Linked DNA regions of Mus musculus: region 1 is linked to region 2. A link is a loop called in an ENCODE intact Hi-C map of the cell type or tissue named here. Cell type or tissue: left cerebral cortex. All regions are shown on one strand.

Region 1 (8,000 bases), 550 kb before region 2:
CAAACATGGCTGCCTCTGTCTTTCTCTACTGCTGTCACCATTCATCCTGACCAGCTCACTCACCTTCCATTCTTATCTTCGACACACTCAGAGAAGGTTATACCCAATTTTTCCTTCAAACTCCCTCAATACCTCCCTACTATAGAGAGATGCGACTTCCTTCAGGCCTCCAAAATCTTCCTGGCTCCTTATGCCTGCATGCATGTCTCTCTCGCAGATCACCTCTCATGCCCCCCCAAACCTCTATTTTGTAAGATGGATTGGCAGTGGCAAGCAGGAACTTACACGTACTTTCTAATGGGTATATGATTTAGGAGAAAAAGAAAGCACCTTTGCCTGGTATTTAGGAAATCTAAAAGGAGGGCAGATAATTCTGTGCCATGGTGGATAGAGGTTTGTATTTATTGACGGTTCCTTGTGGTCTTCCTGAAAGTTCCTTGTAGAGATTTAGTAGTTTTCCATAGATAGTCAAGGTTGCATGACCCCTTCACCACTAGAACTGCGGAAGTCAGTTGTCCCTGCTGATTTAAAAAATGCAAGTACTCAGTACTAGCGTTGGCATTTTTGAGGTGTGAGAGCGTGTATGTACATCAAGGCAACATTTTAATGGTGGTGATATATACAGGACACAAGATTGACTGGGTCGTCACTCCTACGTGTCTGTACAGTTTAGTGACATGAAGCCAATTGAGACTGAGGTGGTGGATCCTGCCACCCATCACCTGCAGAAACTTCTCATCTTGCAACGGGCAGCTCTGAGCCCACTAAGCAATTCACAACAGTTTGAGAGTGTGGATGCTAAAAGAGGCAGTTTATATAACCCTGTCTGCACTCAACTTCCAGAACACGAGTTCAAGGCCACTCGTAGCAATGCCGAGAAGGCTTAGAGCTCAGACTTCTTTACTAAAAGCAATTCTAGTCTCCTGCCTCCGTCCCAGCACTGAAGGGGATGACTGTCCATTTTCTTTGCATTCCACGTCAATGTGAATAGAAACCACACAGATTCCCTGGGACTGCTGGAATGATCTAGAAAAGGAAAGTCCTGTCTGAGATGCCACACTCAACACCATACCTCGAGGCTTCACCGAGAAAGGCCCTTGCCACCCTTCTGGGCGCATGTTCCTGTTGGGGTCGCAGTGAAGGGCACCCGAGGCGGTACCTACCCAAAAGTAGTCACAGTAGCTCCACTCGGTGGGCTTGAGCAGCTGTTGCTCAGGCATCGTGTCCGGGTGAGGGAATGTCACACAGTTGATCTGCAGGGTACAGAATTGGGAAAAGAACGCTGTCAGTGCAGGGTCAACTTGCACAGAGCACAGAGGAGGCCTCCCCACAGACATTCTGGTGGGATGTACGCAGCAATCTTCCCATGATCCAGCAGCCAGTGACTACTTCAAGTAAGTGGCAACAGGCCCTCCTTCCCACCCATTCTAGGGGCTACAAAGAGGGGAACCTCTCTTGTGTGAGTTTAGTAGGATCTATCGCAGTTGTGAACGCCTAGATCCTTTGACTGAGAGACTAGGTTGCAGATCTATCTGCCCATGTGTGCAGGGACATGGGTGCCTGATTTCCACCACACACTATCTATGGCAGTAAAAGGCTCGTCCAGAAGACTGGCACTTTCCAACAGAGAGAAGTTTGTAACTAAGAATGAGATGAGACAGGTGGTGGTTCCCAGCACCTGGGAGGCTGAGGAATTCAAGGCCATCCTGGGCTAGACAAAGAGACCCTGCATGATACACAAAAGACACCTGTAGAGGCTGCATGGAAGATACATGTATGTATATATGAGTGGAGGCAGACATCAGACTGTTTAGGGAAACAGCACCTATTGGGAGGTGGAGGGAGGGGAAAGAGGATCAGAAAGCACGGGAAGAAGTATTGTTCCATCCAGCCAAGTTTGTGTTACTTCCAAGCTGTCCACACCTTGTGGGCGTGGCTTTACTGCTGCTCTTACTGCTGTGGCTTCAACTCCCCACCCCCTACCCCAAGGCATCTCCCTTCAACCTCTCCTCACGGACCAGGCATCTGCCAATGTGCTGAAAGGAAGAGCCAAGGAGGAACCCCCAGGGGTTGGGGGATTGTTCTCAAGCTCTCACCTAGGAGGGGCATGCAAACAGCCAGTACCCCTGGAACACAGAATCTACAACTAGGGTGGGAGGGAAACAGCCTGTGCCATGAGCAGGGTCTATGGGCTGTGGACATATATCTCATGGGCGGATTAAGATCCCTGTCCTGTGTCACCAGACTCTGAGCTCAGGGTTTGTGTGTCAACCATCTTGAGTTCTGAGTGACAGCAATTAATTCAGGGTTAAAAACCAAAGGAGACAGACACCCCCCCCCCAACCCACCAACAACAACCAAGCAAAGTCAAAACACTATGTGCAACCAGCAGACTCCTATGTCAGCTGAATCGCACTTGGGGTCTCTGACTTAAGGGCAGGAGAACATCTGGCATCGAACTGGTTAGTGAGATAGTAGCTCAAGGGAATCAGGCAGAGAGTGATAGAGAAAGATGTGTCTTCCTCTGGTCTCCACATGCATTCAGGTATGTACATACAACTGTGCACGCACAACCACATGTAAATTAATAACTAACTAATGGAAGCCATAGACTTAAGACGCTATTGCCCTTCAGTATCTGGGGGTTAGAGGGGTAGGCAATGGTTTCAAGCCCCACGTGGATGGCAGAGTTTATAGATGCCAAGGCTTCCTTATGTAAAAGGGTACAGTATTTGCATATTACAAATAGTCACCCTCTGACCAGCTCTAGATTTATAATACTTAATTTGGGTACAGACACAATTTTCAGTGTGTAGTTGGTGGGGTCCCCAGCTAGGTGAATTCACAGGCCTGGACCTGGTATGTAGTGGCCACAGTACTCAAAGGCGGGCATGACTGATTTCTAAGGCACCTCATCGCCTGGGAGGGGTTGTTAGGACAGATGGGTGGGTCCTAGCCCGAGTGTGTGGTCAGAGGCTCTGGGTGAGGCCTGGGTGACTACTGGTGAGAAGCAGCGCTCCCAAGCCAGGCTGCAGGGGAGGAGTGATACCCAAGGAAGGTCTGCACCCACCCGTGGAAGACAGAATAATGAGCAAGCCCCAGGGTCTCAGAGCCTTCTCAACAGATGCCTACAGCAGGGACGAGAAGGTTTGGGGGTCTAGAAGGTGAAGGCCCCTTGTATGGCCCTGGAAGAGCCACGGGAAGATGGCCACAGGGCAGGAGTGAGGGTGGGAAGTGGGAGAAGCTGCCAACTCTTGATGCCCCTGTAACTCTCAGGATGCCCTGGTGAGGAGCTCTGGGGTACGGGGTTACTGTCTCTGTCACTTCTGGTTTGTGTTAGTTCAAAGGGGCTTCCCAGAGACGTCAGAGCCCTTCTCCCCCTGGTGGTCATGTAGAGAAGTGCATAACACTGAGGAAGTCAGATCACAGAGTGTTTAAATTCAGGTCAGGCTGGCAGCAGAGCTAAATGTTTGCCAGATAGCCCCTCCATGGTATGTGCTACCCTGGGATTCCCTACTATGCCGTGTCTCCCAAGCACCCTGCACACATATGTCGGTGTTGCTACTTCTGATGGCGTTTTCACACTCCCTTCCTTCCTGACAGCCCGTCTATGAGGGCAGGTGGAGAGGCAGAGAGCATCCTTCCCCAGGGTTTTCCTAGCTTCTGCCACAGCAGGCAAACAGTGGAGACCCAACAAATCGTCATTCTAGCAATGACTGGGTACTAGGTCTGCAGTGCAGCATCTGCTCTCAAGAGCCTGATAATTAAGGGATGATGGTTCTTGGGATACAATTCTCATTAGGGTAGGCACGGGATGCTGAGGCCACAGGAAGGGCTGGGGATGCTGAGACCACTCTTAGATGAAATAGTGCTTGAGGAGGCAGGCAAGCTAGGCAGAGGTAAGAATGTTCCAGAAAGGAAAGGGGCCTGCGTGTGTGTGCATGTGCATGTTTATGGGCACATGTGTGTGTTTGTGTGTGTGCAAATGCGAGTACTTCTGTGTGTGTGTGTGTGTCTGTGTGAGTGCATGTGTATTCACACATATGCATGCTGAGTTTGGCTCAGAAGCAAGAGGGGCCTTGCGGAAGCAGTTAAGTACAACGTGCCCTCTGCGTGAGTGCCCAGCCCCAAGTGGTGGAGACTGCACAGGATGGCAGACCACGACGGTGGCCCCAGGAGGGAACGCCTCAGGACTGCCCTCGACCCCACAAGTCAACAGTGGCAAGTCTGAGAGCATGAGAAGCCAAGCCTGACTATAGGTGTGTCCCCACACTGGGGAATGGGGGAGGGGAGATGAATGCATCTGGAGGGAGGGAGAGTCCACAGCAGTGGAGGGAACCTTGAGGGCAGTGAAATGAAGTCACCCCCAGGAAGCAATCAGGGCAGAAATGTCCATCTGCGAAAATGGCGCAGACCTGCACAGGGCAGGGAACTGAGGCACAGAGGCTGACAGGCCAGTCACAAGTGGTCCAAGTCCTCATGCTGACTCTGCCCCTCTGACCTTCAGGCCTCATAGCCAGGCTCCTGTGTCGCCAAACCACAAGGCTCCATTAGCAGGACTGCGGTGCTCAGGCAGGAAGAGGAAGTGGGACATGTCCTTCCCCGATACTTCCATGGGTAGATTCCTTCCCTCTCCTGGTGATTTCCAGGCAACTTATAGGAATGCACAGCTGCACCCCTGGGGAAAGGTGTGTCTTCTCTGAAAGCCTTGGGAACAATGAGGGCCTCCGACCCTCCTGGCCGTACACAGTAGACAGCCCAGGGATCTGTTTTATGCTCAGCATGAGCTAATCATGCCCCAGGTGCTTACCATGGGTGAACTCACGGACTCCTCATAACAGCCATGGAAGGCACTGAGCACAGAGAGGTTAAGTGACCTAACACAGAATGCTCAGCTCGTATGTAATAGTGGAGCTATGGCTTGAATCTAGACTAGGACTCTGGGTCTAGACTAGGATCCTAAACCCTGTCCCACATGACTTGTCCTATACCCTGGGGCAAAGTGTAGGTAGGCCCTACTCATGGCCAAGGCAGGGCTAAGCAGGAAGCAGAACGGGGGGGGGGGGGGTGCCTGTCTCTCTGTGTATGTGTGTGTATGTGTCTGTGTATGTATATGTGTGTGTGTATATATGTGTGTGTGTGTCTGTGTATGTGTGTATATGTGTGTGTGTATGTGTGTGTGTGCATGTGTGTGTGTGTAGGTGGGTGGTATGGCCCCTCCCACCAACTCCTCTGGGGATCCTTTGCCTCACCCACAGACATGTGGGAAAACACCTTACCCCTATAGCTGGGATGCTTCCTCTGCAGTGGATGCTCAGTTGAGACATTCTGCAGGATCATGAGGACTGCTCCCAGACACTCTTCGAGGCACAAAGGGAGCAACGGCAGCTGATGAGGCACCTAGCTAGGCCACCCACGTGTGACCCACCCACAGGGCCCGACGTGGGAAGCTGGGGCAGCGATGCCTGTGTCCCAGGGGAGGGCTTTAGTCAGTGTCTTTACAGCCTGCAGAGTTACATGGTTTGGGAACTCCGGCTGCAGCTAAGTACTCCGTGTGCCTTTCTCTGGCTTGGTAAGTGAGAAGATAGGAGAGGCCCCCACATGGCTCTCCTCCAGCCACTTGCTCCCTCCCAGGATGCCATGCCTCCAGACCGGTTACACTGCGCATCCAAATGAAGGGCCACAAGGTCCTCTAATTCCTCTGTCCTGTGCCTGGTGCTCTCCCTGTCACTGTTGCTCGAATCCCCTACAACCTGATGTGTCAAGTTTGTGCCGAGGGCAGTGAGCAGCCATTAGTGTCTGTCACTCTCAATCAGACGGCTCCCCGCCCCCACCTGCCAGCCCAGAACTGCTGATGGCAGGGACGAGGCCCAGGCATGGCTGCCAGCCCTTCTGCTGCTGCCAGCTTCTCTTCTAAACTAGCTTTGGGCCACTAAGCTTCAGATCCAGCCCAGTCCTTGCTCTCTGATCGAGGATATGCACCCAGGGCTGGCAGGGCCTGGCAACGCTGCCTTCCAGATTAGATGGGAGGGAAATTGCTCACCACACACTCCCATATTCCCTGAAGTAGGGAAGCTGGTGTCTCAGCCTCCTAGAAATGGGGCCATCCCATCCTCTGAAGAAGTGCTGCGTTCTATAGGGTTTGAACATGGAGCTATGGGCTCCGTATGGAGACATAGTCCTGGGTGAGGGAAAGGATGGTTCAGGTCACCAGCCTGAAGGGACATGGGGTAAGAGTATCCAAGGGGTGTATGTGTAAGCGCCCAGGTTGGCATCAGGGAGGCTTGGATTCCAGTCCTGAATATTCTTTGTCACTTGCTGTGACTTATAGCCAGTCTCTCCTTGGCTCAGTTTCCTCCAGAAGTAGTGAAAGGAAGGCACTTTTCTGTCCTTGTCCCAGAGAAAGCAACTGCTAATATGTCTCAGAGTCCTCACTTTAAACAGTGTCCCAGAAGCCATGATAGCAGCTCTGTGCTGCAGACCATCCTAGAGATGCGCTGATACAGGCCAGAGGGAAGGACCAGGCAGGAGGGTACAAGGTGAGCCAGCCAATGAGAATCTCACGGCCATACTCAGAAACTCTGAGTGAAAGGACCCAGTAGGGGCCTGACTCTGGTTGGGCTCCATCACTGTGTGTCTCTGAGACAACCAGCCAGCCCACTCCTTACTCCTGATTTTGTTTTTAGATCATGAAAATGTCTCTCTCTTATTTGCTCTTCTTCCTTTCTCCCCATTTCTAACCGCCCTGAGACGCTGTCACCTTGCTTCAGCCTTTGGTAACAGTGTGAGACATGGGGTCCAGGCCTCCAGAAGCCCAAACCTGGGGCCTGCCTAAGGCCTGCCAGATTCCTTGAGATTCTCTAGGAAGAGAGGTTGTGGTTGCAGCAGGCTAAGTTCCCTAACCCAGTTTCCAGGAGACACAAGGAGGTCAAAACAGGCTGATGACCCGCGGGCCCTAAGTCAGCTCAGGAAGGGTACTGCCAGTGGGCAAGAGCTGAGGTTTCAATCTTGATGCTTCCTAGTTAGGTGAGCCTCAACATAGTGCCCGCCGGCCACTCTATTCCACTTTCCTCATGTGTGGACCGTGTGATGACCACACTGTTGCATACTGAGCACAAAGTGTGTGCTGGACTCTATTCTAGGTACTTTACAATTGTGGACCGATTCGTTCCCGACTCCACTTGCCCATACCTGAGGCCCTCACCATCCCTGCTCTGCAGACAGAGACAGACACCAGAAACCACTGGGGAACTTGCTCAAACTTTGCCTTAACTTTGTAAATGGCATAAGTGAGATTCTGGCTTTAGAGTCCAGGTGTATAATCACTGCAGGGTTGATTCCATTAACTACAGCTCCCGCAGGAGGAGGCAAACAGAAACCCTGGGAGTAGTCCTGGTGTGTACGCAGTGGACACCAAGGTGTCAGCGGGCATTGCAGTTGCTCTTACTGCTTGTTTGGCTTTCTCGTCCCTGCGAAGCAGGATGGTCCACCAGGGCAAGCACAGCAACACATCCAGTTGGTTTTTATCTTTGCAGAGGTAGTCAGAGCAGCTCAGAATAGGGCGACAAGGAGCCCAAGACAGCATGTCCCCGTGTGCGTCTCCCCCACGCTTGTGCCAAGATAGCAAAACTGAATAGACCTCACTTCTCAAATCTCTACTGTTGGCTAAGAATCTGAACAGCTCCCTTCTTAGAGTACAGGGATGCTGTTGCCTGAGAATCTAAGCTGCTGCCTGAGAATCTAAGCTGTTGCCTGAGAATCTAAGTAACTCTTTCCTTAGAGTAGAGAGACGTCCTGGCCTTAGCGCATCAGAGGGTGTGAAGGGAGGAGTTGGGGACCCTACTCCAGCCCTACAGGGGTATCTGGCCAGAGCTGGGGGGCAAATCCCTGAGAGTTTAGGCAGGAGCTTCTCTCATCAGGGACTCCCAGAAATGCTATTTGCAGGGAGCTCTCTCTTGCTTTTAACTTTGACATCTTCCAGAAGTTTCCCTGCAACAAAA
Region 2 (8,000 bases):
CGTCTCTGCTTTAATTATCTCTTAGGGTGGGCTGAGGACAGAAGAGTTGGATTGTGGGCATCGGTTCTTGTCACAGTTCTTACAGGAAGCTTTGAGGTTTGAGTCCGCTTGGCAGGGAGGAGGCGTCACTCAGGGAGCATGGACTGTGTTCTGGGGATTTGAGATTGGGGGACTGTTCTCAAGAGAGACCTGGGGTTGTGCTCAGCCTTGCCCAATGCTTGGGTCACTCTAGTCTGGAATGGTCACAGAAGTGCAGTCTCTGTCGGAGAAACCAAACCCTTTGTAGGACCTGTCTTGAACTAAGGAAAGAATGGTAGGTGGAACAGAGCTCAACGGACACCGAGAGCATCTCCCAAGCGACAAGACCCCCCCCCCCGGCCCCCGTTAGTGAGCGTGAGATGTTCGTGGGCAAAGACACGGGAATGGGTTCTCAAGCAGAGGGGATGCACTTTATGATCCATCTGCCATGTTTGCAGGTGAGTGAGTGAGGAGAAAAGAACGGTTACGTGGAAGACCCGTTACGGACATGAAAGCCAACCCCACCTTGAAGATGTCACCGCGGTCCCAAGTTGTAGGTGGACGCCAGAAGAGTATTTAGACTCAGACCCGGGCAAACTAGCGGATGTGCTACTCCAGGCTTAAGAAAACCCAGGTGGTTAAAACCAAGGCAGCATCCCTAATCTGTGCTTGGTCCAACAACATGGCCATTTATTTGTGGCTCACCGCTGCCCTCTGGTGGCACTCTCCAAAAATGCAACTTGGTTTTAAAGGTTGGGGATGGCGAGACTGACTTAACCAGTTTGTTTGTTTGTTTGTTTGAGTACATACCCTCAGTATTTGAGTCTCAGGATCATTTTGATTCACCTGCATGAATCAAGTCACGTGATTAGAGTAAAAGGAGCAGAATTCAGCGTATCTCATGCCTTTGTCTGGCCCTGCCATTGTCAGACAATTCAGCTAGCTCTTGGGAACTGCTGTTTCTATCAGACACTATTGTGTGGGGCCTTTTATCTGAGCTGTAGCATTGATCCTCTAGGGTGGGTGCAATAATTATTCATGTTACAGATGAAGAAATAGAGGCGCACAGATGTCTCACTCTTAACATATGAATATGGTATTGAGTCCCCAGTGACACCAACCTGTTAAGATGTCACTCAGTACCCACCCAGTCCCGCCCTGAGCAGAATGAATGGACGGGGAAATATAATTTTAAAGTACTGTTTAAATAAACACATATTTTCTGTATGTTTTTTAAGTTTGAGACTAAATTCTAGATGTGCTCTTAGCCTGGCATGCAGAGAAGGAGACTCTGGGATGGAGGGGGCGGGACACAGACATGGAAACTCTCTCGCTTTGAAAAGACATAGTTTCTCGGGATGATGCGGCTGTCTGATGGGCATTGGGGAGCGGAAAGGCAGATTCTGGAGTTTCAGAGCTTCTGAGTCACCTACCCTCTCTTCCTGCAGCTGAAAACAGTACCCACTTTGGCCTGTAGGTGGCAGCTTAGGCTCAACAGAACCCAAGTCTGTTTTTTGATACCCTAGTTCCCACCAGCTGGGAATCATTTTCAGATGGAGGTTTGGGGGTGTTATAAACTCCTGATGTATGGAGACTGTGCCTCACATACTCTGGTTTCGATGATCTTGTGGGTGACCTGGGCAATTCGGTGGTGGTGGTGGTGGTGGTGGTATTTTGCTTGCTTGCTTGCTTGCTTGCTTGCTTGCTTGCTTGCTTGCTTGCTGAGACAGGTATTTGCTATGTTGCCTCTGCTGGGGTCTGAATCCTGGGATCAAGTAATCCTCTTACCTCAGCAGCCCAGGTAGCTGGACATAAGAATCTATTTATTCCACAGGGCCCGACCATAAACATCCATGTTTTACAAAGCTCCCCAACTGACTCTCCCCACCCAAGCTAGAAGTGGCAGTTAGCACACGGAGCCCCTTAGTCCCTGTGAGTTTGCTGAGCAGCTTATTTGACATCCTTTCTTCGTTCCACCTCTGCAGTGTAGCCTGGATCCACAGAAAGAAGGGAAGAGCAGAGAAGGGGCATCGTAGGAGGGATGGAGAATGCAGTTCAGACAGAAGAGAAAATGAAAAAGGGTCTTCTCAGACCAAGAGAGGAAGGAGTCTAAAGGAGTGATTAAAACACGTTTCATACCTTACAGAAAAGAAATAGGCCATGTGAAGGACAAAGGATTGTTCCAGAAAGCAAGAAAACTTGCCCCTTCTACTAACTAGAGCTTTAACAGGAATCCTGGTGAGGGCACTGTGGGTATCGGGGTTTTGGGGGGAACCTGGCCAGGCAGGGAAGTGGCAAGGGGTTTCAGGGGGTGTGGACAGCAGAAGGGGCTTCACAGGGAAAGTGGAGTCTTCCCATGTGGACATATATCCTGAGAGACATTAGCGGCTACCAATGGTTCTCTCTTCTCAACAGCTTCATGCCCAGTGTCTTAGTCAGGGTGTCTATTCCTGCACAAACATCATGACCAAGAAGCAAGTTGGGGCGGAAAGGGTTTAATCAGCTAACACTTTCCACATTGCTGTTCATCACCAAAGGAAGTCAAGACAGGAACTCAAGTAAGTCAGGAAGCAGGAGCTGATGCAGAGGCCATGCAGGAATGTTTCTTACTGGCTTGCTTCCTCTGACTTGATCAGCTTGCTTTCTTATAGAATCCAGGACTACCAGACCAGGGATGGCACCACCCACAATGGGCCCTTGATCACTAAGTGAGAAAATGCCTTACAGCTGGATTCTCATAGAGACATTTCCTCAAGGGAGACTCCTTTCTCTGTGATAACTCCAGCTTGTGTCAAGTTGACACACAAAACCAGCCAGGACACCCAGGAATGGTGGCTGGCCAGAAATCCTCCCTAGCCCAGTGCCCTCACAAAGAGAAAGGGCCATGTACAACAGCAAGAGCATCTGTTGCCATAGCAACTCATTAGGCACAGCCCCAATGTCATGGCCCATGCTCATCTTCGGGCATAGCCTCCATCTTTGAGCACACACACACACCAAATAAAAGATTCATACTTAACACTCAAAACTCCATGAACAAAATTTTAAATTGTGACAGGCTTCCTCTTGAGCTTTTACCTCAACTTGAATATCCGACAGCATTGCTGTGGCATTTTCTAATGAATGCAGGCTGAGGTAGTGGGGAGTCCTTCTCTGTCCAGTCACATCTTGCAGGAGCTACCTTCAGCCCTTGGCACCTGAGGAATATTATCACAGATCTGTGGGAACTGTGCTTCTGGCAGAGCGGTGGTGCCACCTAGTGGGAGAATCTGGTACCAAGCTCTCAAAGATGACTCCAAGCACAGCATGTCTTCCTGGAGCCTCTGGCTTCCTAGCAGTTCTCCATATGGGAGGCAATGCTTAGGACCTTGCACTGTGGTAGTTGAGATGGAGCAGATGGGAGACTGTGTGGACAGATGGGTCAGGAGGTAAGGGGAGAGATAGGTGGGGCGTTCCCAAGTGTAGCACTGTCATATACACAGATAGGGAGATCCGGAGGCAGATTCTTGCCCCCTACTTTCCCATCAGAGAAGTGAGAGAGAAGGTGGAGACTGTGTCTCTAACCTCCACAATCCTCACTTCACCTACTTGAGACAAATATGAGAAAATCAATTCCTAAGAGCCTTTGAAAACACAGGGTATCTGGGCAGGCACTGGAAATACAAAGATGCATAGCTGGAAAGTTCGGCACTACTGAAGGTGACCTGGGTACCGACGTGGCTGAGGAAGGGGGAGCAGGGAAAAGTCTAGACTTGGTAAGCTACAGAGTGAGTTCAAAGCCAGCCTGAGCAACTCACAAAATAAAAAGTGAAGTACAGCCTGGGGGTGTAGCTTAGTGGTAACGTATCTGTGTAGCTTGTGTGAGGTCCCAGATTTGACCTTCGTGATAGAAGGCAGGGGCTGCTTCCAGAAACATGTCAGAGCGTGCACTGGTGGCTGAGCTGGTGTGAAAGACAACCCAGCAAGGCTAGAATTTCAGCAAATGCAACATGACCATGTTTGTGGGGAATCAAGCGAGGGCCCTTTCTTCTGCCACAGGTGGGACCCAGCGAGTGTCATTCTGAGACAAGGGTGCTTGACCAACTGTAACAGAGGCCAGGAGTGTTTGGAAAGAACTGTGGCAAGTTACACAGATTCCACGCAGGCCTCTAAGGAGACCTCTGTTGCTCTGCAGAGACTCGGCTGTGACATGATTACCCTGGACACTGAACATAGTTCCCACTTTTCTGTGGCTCAGTTTATTCCAGTGGGAAAAGAAGATGCATTCCGCACCTGGACTTGGAGATTTTGATCCTTTCCTGGGTTGGCAACATGACCTTGGATGCCTTTCCATAGGGGGTGGCAGCAGCAAGCTGTTCTTAGTAAGCCCCAGGACCATGAAGGAAGTGACTGGCCCTACTGTGTCCCAGACAAGCAAGCCAAGATGTTTGCCAGATTGAGTAGCTAGATAGGTAGGTAGGTAGGTAGATAGATAGATAGATAGATAGATAGATAGATAGATAGATAGTATATACACAATTGATTGAGTATATAAATATAGATATAGTATACACTCAATTGATTGAATATATATATATATATATCAGCTTGACAGTGCATCCAATCCACAGAACAACAGTAATGGATTTCTCCCCCAACAACAGTAGTGGATTTCTCCCCCTCCCCACCCCCCAGGCCCTAGAACCTCCTAAGCTATGGGCTTTTGGCCCAGTTTACAATGCCAGACCTCAAATCCCCTCAGAAAAGGGTTGGTTAGCCTTGTAACCTTTATGCCACTTACGCCCACGGGCACACACCTTTGCCCATCAGATAAGTATTGCAGCAGTCAGGGTTCACATCTGGGCAATACCACTTAATGGCTTCTCTCCTACAGCTGTCATCTATGGGACCTCCAGAACTATGGACGCTATCTATCAGGGAGGAAGTCTTCAGGTCGGGTCCAGCCTGAGTTCTCGAAACCAGAGTGTATTGTGCCTTCAGCAATCGGATCTTACCATAGTTATGGTGGAAACCAAGAGCTTGTGTTATTTGGGGGAGGGGTCTCTGCAGCCTCCTTGACCAGTTACTCCTAAAGAAGTATCCCGAAGCCTGGCATATTTTAATTTAATAACCCATACCTTCTTGGAGAAGCACTGTTCGCCCATGAAGAGTACTTGTGTTCAAATGCCTTTAAATTTTTTGTTTTTGCAATTCAGCTGCAAAGTGGTGGATTTCCATATGGGTTTTATATACATACACCCTTAGTTTCTGATTAACCCACACCTACCCCTCCTTTTTCTTCCCCCTCACTTGAACCTTTAATTCCTGGGTATTTCTCTCTCCTGTTTTCATATTACAAGAGATCATGGGTTCCTCTTCTTATCGGCCTTTAAAACCCAAAGGGGGAGTTCAATGAAGTCATGAAACACACTAAGGAAAACCGATATGAAAATCGCTCTTTCCGTGTAATGATTAATATTCAAGCTGTCTTTTTAATCTCTGGAGCTAGCTCAGGATGGCTTACGCCACAGAACCACTGTTAATATTTTCCTACAAAGATGTCAAGAGCCACCAAAAAAAAAGCCTGTGTGCATCTCTTATCTATGCTTCAGACAATGGGGCTAAATCGATAGATTACTACAGTATTATGAGACAAGACAGAACCTGAAGAGAAGAAACAAGGTCATTAACGCTGTGCTCAGCACCTAGCATTCAAGCCCTGGGTCAGGGGTTGGAATCTCAGCTTAGGGAACAATTCTGATGACAGGCTAGAAGACGCCTACCAAAGTCAGGGACTCTTGCGGCAGGTGCCCATTCCAGTGTCCAAGTAGCCGTGCTGGCAGTGCCGTGTGATCCCTCGCTAAGAGTAAAGGATGTAGGTAACTGGAAAGCATCCTAGCAAAAGCTGCCCCTGATCATAAGGATGAAGTCACAGTCAAAGAGCTGATTTTCCCCTGGAAGATTAGTCTTTATTCTGCAACGGTTTGGAAACAAAGGGCTGTACGCTTTTGCTCCTACTGACCAATGGTAATGTCAAATCTTATCAGTGGGAACTTATGGACCACATAGCCCATGGAAGGTCCTGTTAGTGTAGGGATGCTAAGGCTGGGGCTGGACGACAAATCGGGTAAATTAATCTCTGCTCCCTACCTATGCCCTTACTTGACTCCCTTCCGTGGGCTCCTGGGCATGTACTGTGATTGACACGTACTTCACTCATTAGCTCAGGAAAGGGAGCGTGCGTAGGTGCGAGCATGCGTGCTTATGTGTGTATGTGCGCTCATGCGTGTGTGAGTATAAAGCAAGAGAGCGAGCGAGCGAGACCCAGAAACCACGAGTCGCCACCCGTGTGCTGAGGCCTAGATCCCCAAGGCTGGCTCAGAAAACAGAAAAGGAAGACTCCATGTTTCTAGCTTAAAATGAGTCGTTAAAAAAGGGTGACTTGTGCCCTGGGAATGTACCAGGAAATCTTAGGTCTTCCCACCTGTTGCCCGGGGACGGAGACCTCAGGCCCAAAATAGGTGCAGCTGCTGTAAGTCACCCAGGGCAGAGGCTGAACCGCATTTGAAAATGTCTGTCTCTCTTCCCACTCTCCTGCCCTCCCCACTCTGAGGACTTAAGACAAGGATTCCTCCTCTCCCTCCTTTTCTATCTCACTTTCCAAGAGATTTCTGCTCCTATTTCCCAGTTCTGGGCAGTAGTAGGCACTTCGTAAATGACGGCTGTGTGAAAACACAGACCGGAAGCGCCTACTAGATAACCAAGGTGTAGGATGGAGGCTCTGGCTGGGTCTTGGCTTCTCACAGGTAGCACCTCAGTCCCCAAGTGTCCTCTCTCACACTTGAGCCTGGCTTTCAGGGGCCTGCTGCTTGAGAAGACAACAAAATGGAGCTCATGACTGTCTGAAAATGTGTAAGGAAGCATTTCTGAAGTGTATTGTCTCTTCCTTACTGATCAGGAGTCGGGATAACAAGGCAGGAAGTGGGAGTAGAGAGAACTGGTTTTTCTTGAGGGCAACATAGTCTCCCCGTTTTTTTTTTCCTTTGACCTTTTCTACGAAGAACTGGATTCGGCAGGGGCATGACACCCCTGCTCCGCACAAAACACTTTGCTCGTGGCTAACGCCTTCCTTTTGATCTTTGTAAAACTGCCTCCTTCCTCAATTCTCCACTGCACTAAGAGTTTTCTGTTTTGTTTTTGTTCTCCGTTTCTTCTTATCTTTACTCGGGTGCTTATTTTCCATCTACTGTCCTTGGAATTCAAGGCTCTGTCTTACTTGTCTTTGTTCCGTGAGTTATACACCATATAGTTGCTGGGAAGCCTGAAGAGATGGCCGTTCTCCGTGTTCTTCATTCAAGAGGAACCTTTTCTTAGCATTGTCCAGGTCTTCTGTGAAGAGAGCCAGCCCTACGGGGGTCCATTCTCCCTTGCTCACTTAATCCTAATCCTCCCAAAAGCTTCCCCGAAAGGGGACCGTGTTTCAGTTGTTAGAACATGCCCTTAAGAAGGGGCTTCTTGCTTCTATGTGCCATAGATAGCATGGCCATCTTGAATAAAAATATTCTGTACCATCTTGGGCTTCTGGCTCCTAGTGGCCTGCAGCCGAGGACACAAGAGCCTCTGGAATGTCTCAGCATAGCTCGGGGTAACTGGATCACTGCTCAGATCCAACCAGCACTCTGAGGGCCTCTCAGCCTCAGCTGTTTTTAGCAGTGAGATTAGTGGGAGGGGTGCAAATGGGCCTTGGTGTTCTAGGAGGCCTGCTCCCCCCCCCCATAGTCTGAGGCACATTTGCTTTATTAAAACTCAGCTGTTGAAGTGACCCAGGCGTGAAGAAATGAAAAGCTACCCTCACCAGCTGCCAGTGGCTGCAAGCTGCCCCAACTCCCCACATAAGGGCATGTTACTCCTATTAGAAACCAGTCCCTTGATTCCTTCAGATGGGGGCCATCTGCCAATCATAAATCAACCCCGTGGCCCCTCCAAATAAAGAACTCTACCAT

Evidence for each region. A loop is a pair of places that touch in the nucleus more often than their neighbours do. Peaks named below come from ENCODE experiments on the same cell type or tissue, not always from the same donor. Only the 100,000 strongest peaks of a DNase experiment are listed, where the experiment ranks them.
Region 1: it touches region 2 in a loop (3-fold over the local background); 18 of 42 quality-filtered maps call a loop at or near these places.

What each region holds. Positions count from the first base shown.
Region 1 is chr11:67,653,272-67,661,271 of GRCm38, reverse strand. Gas7 (growth arrest specific 7) reads right to left here. Exons shown (of 14, transcript NM_001109657.3): 6 at 1,164-1,253. Among named protein-coding and RNA genes, the nearest start is that of Rcvrn, 38 kb to the left of the region's middle. In left cerebral cortex, a CTCF peak has its summit at 3,395 (motif pointing left); DNase peaks (open chromatin) are centred at 3,407, 5,572, 5,833 and 7,743; H3K27ac peaks cover 5,839 bases.
Region 2 is chr11:67,105,684-67,113,683 of GRCm38, reverse strand. It overlaps 2310065F04Rik (RIKEN cDNA 2310065F04 gene), which reads left to right. Exons shown (of 5, transcript NR_038055.1): 5 at 1-1,223. Among named protein-coding and RNA genes, the nearest start is that of Mir6923, 9.9 kb to the right of the region's middle. In left cerebral cortex, CTCF peaks have their summits at 741 (motif pointing left), 1,485 (motif pointing right) and 3,274 (motif pointing left); DNase peaks (open chromatin) are centred at 88, 727, 1,464 and 3,276.